2 separate regions of the Homo sapiens genome follow, and region 2 is linked to region 1. The links are chromatin contacts, found by Hi-C or POLR2A ChIA-PET in ENCODE. All regions are on one chromosome and are shown on one strand. The core of a region is the stretch at or near the end of the contact, and the rest is flanking DNA. Distances in the headings are between cores, read along the strand shown. Region 1 holds the start of LINC02917 (long intergenic non-protein coding RNA 2917). Region 2 overlaps MBNL1 (muscleblind like splicing regulator 1).

Region 1 (2,871 bases), core at 242-2,741:
TCTTTGGTACCAAATCCTATCCAGTTTACTCTACATCATCTCTTGCAATTTTATTTTCCATTCTTTCCCTTATCCATGTCCAGATTCACACATCTTCTATTTGCTCATGCCTGGACTTTTGAAGCACATCATGTATTAGGGGGCCAGACACCAGCTTCTCTCCTTTTACCAATATATTCCTCATAGTGTTGGAATTATGGAATCTCTGCAAAGAATAAAGAAACATGCCAAATACTTCCTCTAGTTTCACCTGATAAGAACCATGCAATGCCTACTATTTGGTGTAATTAATTTTTTATTGTTTTGCTTGTGCAAATAACCTTTAGAACTAGAGAACTCCTGAAGCACAAAGTACTCTGTAATAAATGATAATCACCAAATGTTAGGGTAGAGGCTATCTAAGTGAGCATCTCCCCTGAGCCCCTGGGCTCTGAAAAGTTATCAGACAGATAGCCAGGCCGACCCTTGCCTTCACGCAGGGCAGAAAGGCCGAAGCAGCCTGATGGCAAGTGCCCTTATGGCACTTACCATGTCCAAGATAGAAGTTGTAAAATGGTGGCCAATGGGCTGAATTGGCTTAAAGCTATATATTTTTAAATGGCATCATTTAAATAAATATTTATAATTTGAGAGAATTCACATAAAAATTCACATTTATGCCTTCTGTTGAAAATACAGAAGATCTGTCCAAGCAAGATCAGAAATCAGATGGGCCTATGTAGAGGAGGGGCACAATCTTGAAAAGGTGCCACCTTTTACTGTTTCCACATCATATTTGTGACTTCTATTCCTTAACACTCTGGGCCTGGGGGAAGAGGAGGGAGAGAAGATGGGGAGTACCGAGAGTGCCTGGGATTGAATTTCCTGTCATCCCAATGGGAAGATGTCTCAGAGTTAGAATTACACTTTTAAATCGTGATCGTAAAAGAAAATGAAATTTCTTGAACCCACGAGTGTATAGATTTGTATCAGCTAGGTGTAATGTCAATAATTTATTGGTTGAGTTTTAAAACAACCCCTCAGTTTCTTCCTATTTCTTATTTTCTCATCCTTTTAAGAATAGAGAGCATCAGATATATCCATAGACACAGTGAAGAATGAGCAGGTAATAGATAAGGAAATGGGTGGTCTTCAATATAGAAGTTCCAAGCAGCAAATTAAGTTGGGGAATGTTATGGGTAGAAAACCAAGGAAAGAAAAAAATAAGTTTATAGGCAAATTAGATTAACAGACTATTCCTGTTGTGACGAGAAGTTAATAAGAACTGAGAGCAAGAGCTTTTGCCTCTTCAGATATTTAAAGACAACCAGAAAACATCACAGCCTAGGGCTGGAGAGCATATAAAAGATAAGTTTAGAGAAGTCCTCAAACCGATAAAATAACAACTTACTTCCCCAAATATGCTAAGGGTGTTTGTCTGTGGTTAGTCAAACCATTAAAATGGGGAAGGAGGAGGGGTCAGAATTTTCTCTTCTAGGTTCAGAAGAGCCACATTTTGCCGTTCCGACTCTAAAGCAACTACATTTCTCTACAGAGCACAGAACTGTATGTAAATTCATCCATTGTAAATCTAATCTGCAAACATGTATTAGATCAGTATTTGGAGACAGAGAAGCCAACTGGTTCTTAACATTACATTGTATAGCTTCTATTAACATGTATCTCAGGGACTCATTTGGGTGATATTTGCATTGCCTAGGCTGTGGACAAACCACCAGGTAGCCTGAAAAGGACTTACTCTAGGGAAGAAACAGTGTGAAAAATAGTGTGGGGGTATACTTGTTGAAGTGTGAGTGAGGGAGGATAGTGGAGGAAAGGAGAAAGGAGGCATTGGTAGACTCATTTAAGACAAAAAATGGGCATTTCGGTTTCTTAAAAGCCACTTTTTTTTCAATTTAAAACTGTTTTGGGACTAAAGCCTCAGCCATATAAATTATTCTTACCAGGAAAAAAATTCTCTGAAGGAAAAAAAAAGCTAAACATGTATCTTGGCAAGGGGTTTCATATTTGAATTTAAATTTAAAGATAAATTTGTTTTTAAGAAAGCATAAAAAAGCAATTTCAGAAAAAAATCAGAAAAGCTTAGTTTTCTTTTTATTAAAAAAGAAACACAGAGAAATAAATTGATTTAGTTTCTTGTTATGTTCCCTTGGATATGACATAAATTGAAAATTGTAATTAGAAAAGAAATGAAAAATAATTCAATAAAGCTTTCACAATTATTCCTGAAAGAGCCATAAATGCAGTATATAATGACATAATACAGTAGTCAAGATAGTCATTGTTTAAGGTGAACTGAAATGTGCATTATTACATCAACAAAAAGATCCCACAGCTGACACTAATCTTTAGCGTTCTGCCAAAGTGGCATTTTATCCAAACTTTCTGTATTGACCTCACAATTCCACATACATACCTGTAATTCAAAACTTACTCATTTTTTCAAAACATGTGTAATCTGTATATGCAGATATGTGTACTTCAAAGGGTTAAGCTACCCAAGCCATAGTCAATGAATCACTTTTAAAAAGAGCAATAACTCACTGTAAGAATCACGTAATTTCTTACTGTAGGTGTGCTTTAACTAACTTTCACACACTCATGTTTGCTTTAAAGAATTCAGAATTTATGAAATAAATGACACAGTTTTTAAAAATCTTTTGAAGCCAGCAACTGGAAAAATAAGTGAATTATTTCAAAGATATTATTACTATACTTGAAAATATCATTTCAAAAATCCTAGTTCTTATTAGGGAGTAAAAAATGGACTACTGCATTTCAACCTAAAGCTACGTTTTAAAATGCTCCATATCTTTGTATGCAATATATTTTCTAAATGTAAGTAATTAGCTGTCTGTTCTTGAAATAATT
Region 2 (2,871 bases), core at 228-2,727, 130 kb before region 1:
CACACACACACACACACACACACACACACACACACACACAAAACCATGAAAACTTCAAAGAGAAAATACTCTTATGGTGAAGGCACCTCCCCTCTGTCAGAATTTAGCCATAAGCTGTAAGAAATACAGCCATTTGGTGGCATTTACTAAAAAGAACTTATTTAGGTGCCCATGTGGCATAGCTTGAGGTGGTGTGTCATTTACAGTTTATTTACCTTCAATTATTTTTATAATCAAAAGTTATCATAGAAGGAAGATGACAACTCTGTACCTAATTGCTAGACAACTACATTTTTTTGCAGAATTTCTTGGGTAGTCATGTTATATATTGCACCCACATAAGCTTGATTTACTCTTTGGCTAACAACAGATTTAAATTTGTTTCAGTCTCCAACTTTAACACTGAATTTAAGCAAAAATTATTCAAAAATTCTAGAAAGCACATTTTGACATCTTATGAGTGAGGAAAACAAAGTAACTCCACAGGCTTTTACATAAGATAGATCATAACAAATGATTTTTCTGACCTTGGCATTACCACGTGATAGACTAGGAGGAATCATGACTCTTTTATCCAGTCATCTAAATAAACATAGATAGATACAGACATACAGATTCCAACTGCTCAACTTAACCATTATAGCTATAGTTTTTATTTCTCACTGATGTCAATGGCAATGCAATCAGCTGCATTAAAGTTTCTGATCATTTTAACAAACTTCATTTTTAAAGAGGTATCAAGGCCGGGAGCGGTGGCTCACACCTGTAATCCCAGCACTTTGGGAGGCTGAGGCGGGTGGATCACTTGAGGTCAAGAGTTCAAGACCAGCCTGGCCAACATAATGAAACCCTGTCTCTACTAAAAATACAAAAATTAGCTGGGTGTGGTAGTGGGGAGGCTGTAATCCCAGCTACTTGGGAGGCTGAGACTGAAGAATCGCTTGAACTCAGGAGGCAGAGGTTGCTGAGATCATGCCACTGCACTCCAGTCTGGGCAACAGAGCAAAAACTCCATCTCAATCAATCAATCAATCAATCAATAACATTTGAAGTAATACATGTAAATGAGTAAGGTAACAGCTTCTTATTCATCAACCCTTACTGGGTCCGCTTCCTTTTATTTAATTCCTTGGACATGGCTTTACCGAGAAATAAATGAATTAATAAGCATAAACTCTAGGCCATACTTAGGTCAAAATAAGTGAAGTTACAGTGAGCTCCTCAGATTCTTCTAGAAAGTAAACAACCCATCAATCTTTAATACTAAGTCATCTGAATATGAACTAGCATCCTAAAAGTGAAAAGCTCTAATGGTACATTACAAATTCCTGAGTCATTTTGTCCTCACAACTTTATGCTTTAAATAAAACTGGCTAAAGAAAATCTACAAGTGACTCAGTATGACTTAGTGTTTCCAAACCAGGAAAAGGAAGGACTTTCAGTGTTTGAGATAAGGTTTTTTTCTGTAGTTTGGAAAATAAACATTTCCTATTCAGTTATGCCCAGGGGCAGGGTGTGTGTGTGTATGTGTGTATGTGTGTGTGTGTAGGGGAAGGAGTGTCTGTGTGAGTATGAAAAGAGAAGAAGAGCAGGAACGAGGGAGTAAGACAGGGAAGGAGAGAGGGAGAAGGGAGAGAAAGAGAGGGAAAAGGAGAAAAAGAGATTTTTTTAATCAGTATTTGGTGTTCACGTAAAATGGTTACTTTCTGCAAAAGTTACCTCAGCAAATTATGTGTAAGCAAGCCATGGAAGCACTGCAATTTGTAATAAAATCAATGGGAATGGCTTACCTGACTGTATATAGTAGATAATCCTTATCTATGGGGAATACATTCCAAGACCCCCAGAGGATGCCTGAAACCATGGACAGTAACAACCCCTAAATATACTATTATTTTTCCTATACATACCTACAATAAAGTTTAATTTATAAATTAGGCACAGTAAGTGATTAACAACAATAACTATAATAAAACAGAACAATTATACTGTAATAAAAGTTATGTGAATATGGTCTCTCTCTTGGTTTCTCTGTCTCAAAATATCTTATCGTGTTGTACCATGGGTAACTGAAACTGCAGAAAGTGAAATTGCAGATAAGGGGGGATTACTGTATTGCATTCTGTACTGCATTTCCATGAATTCAGTGACACACAGTGATGTATTCCATGTCGTTATAGCAAATAATAATCTTAGGTGTCTAAATTAGACTGAATTTTTTATTTCAATAGGCATAAGCCATTTTCTGCACCTAAATGAAAGTAGCATTTTTTTTCCTGATATAAAAATGGGCAGATTTTTGTCCTGGTGTCATGCTAATATAACCCCAGAGGTGGCAAGCATAGTGGCTCAAGCCAGTAATCCCAGGACTTTGGGAGGCTGAGACAGGAGGATCACTTGAAGCCAGGAGTTTGAGATAACCCCAGAATTATCTACTTTATTTAAAGTACATTTTAGCTGGGCAGTGGTGTGCATCTGTAGTCCCAGATACTTGGGAAAGTAAGGCAGAAGGATCGCTTGAACCCAGAAGTTTGAGACCAGGCAGGACAACACAGATTCAGTCTCTAAATAAATAAAATACCTAAGAACACTCAGAGTGGCTGAAAATGTGTTCAGCAAAATCTGTTCCACTAATGTCCCTAATAACGTCAGTAGAGACTAGGGATTAATGAGACTACCAATAAACACACATACACACACATGAACATACACACAATGTTTACTATCTTGTTTTCTGTTATAAGGATTGCTAAATATTTTTGTATGATATAGACAGTTACAATTTATATTTTTTAGAGAATTCATAGAAATAATCCTTAAAATATTTAGAGATTGGTACTCCTTTGACAGATAAATAAATGCAAAAGTGAA

Evidence for each region. Hi-C counts contacts between places; a loop is a spot of excess contacts on that map. ChIA-PET counts read pairs that join two places held with the same protein, here RNA polymerase II (POLR2A). Pooled maps may share reads with other maps.
Region 2: a loop to region 1 is called in a pooled map, with 2.0 times the contacts of the local background. The contact joins the enhancer-like site here to the promoter of LINC02917 in region 1. A Hi-C loop is called at or near these places in 1 of 168 maps with a recorded cell type or tissue (aorta), 7 of 37 single-sample maps with no recorded cell type and 7 of 50 pooled maps. POLR2A ChIA-PET finds 5 or more read pairs at or near these places in 7 of 52 experiments (A549, GM12878, PC-3 and 3 more).

What each region holds. Positions count from the first base shown.
Region 1 is chr3:152,204,047-152,206,917 of GRCh38, reverse strand. It overlaps LINC02917 (long intergenic non-protein coding RNA 2917), which reads left to right and starts at 1,491. Exons shown (of 3, transcript NR_186000.1): 1 at 1,491-1,545. It overlaps LOC101928166 (a long non-coding RNA gene), which reads left to right and starts at 1,489. Exons shown (of 3, transcript NR_136178.1): 1 at 1,489-1,545.
Region 2 is chr3:152,329,862-152,332,732 of GRCh38, reverse strand. The region is part of intron 2 of MBNL1 (muscleblind like splicing regulator 1); the gene reads right to left. Among named protein-coding and RNA genes, the nearest start is that of MBNL1-AS1, 62 kb to the right of the region's middle. Within about 2 kb of position 1,477, at least 14 of the 41 ENCODE cell types and tissues checked have a DNase peak (open chromatin) inside an H3K27ac peak, as active enhancers do; they include GM12878 and PC-3, where a contact is called at or near this core.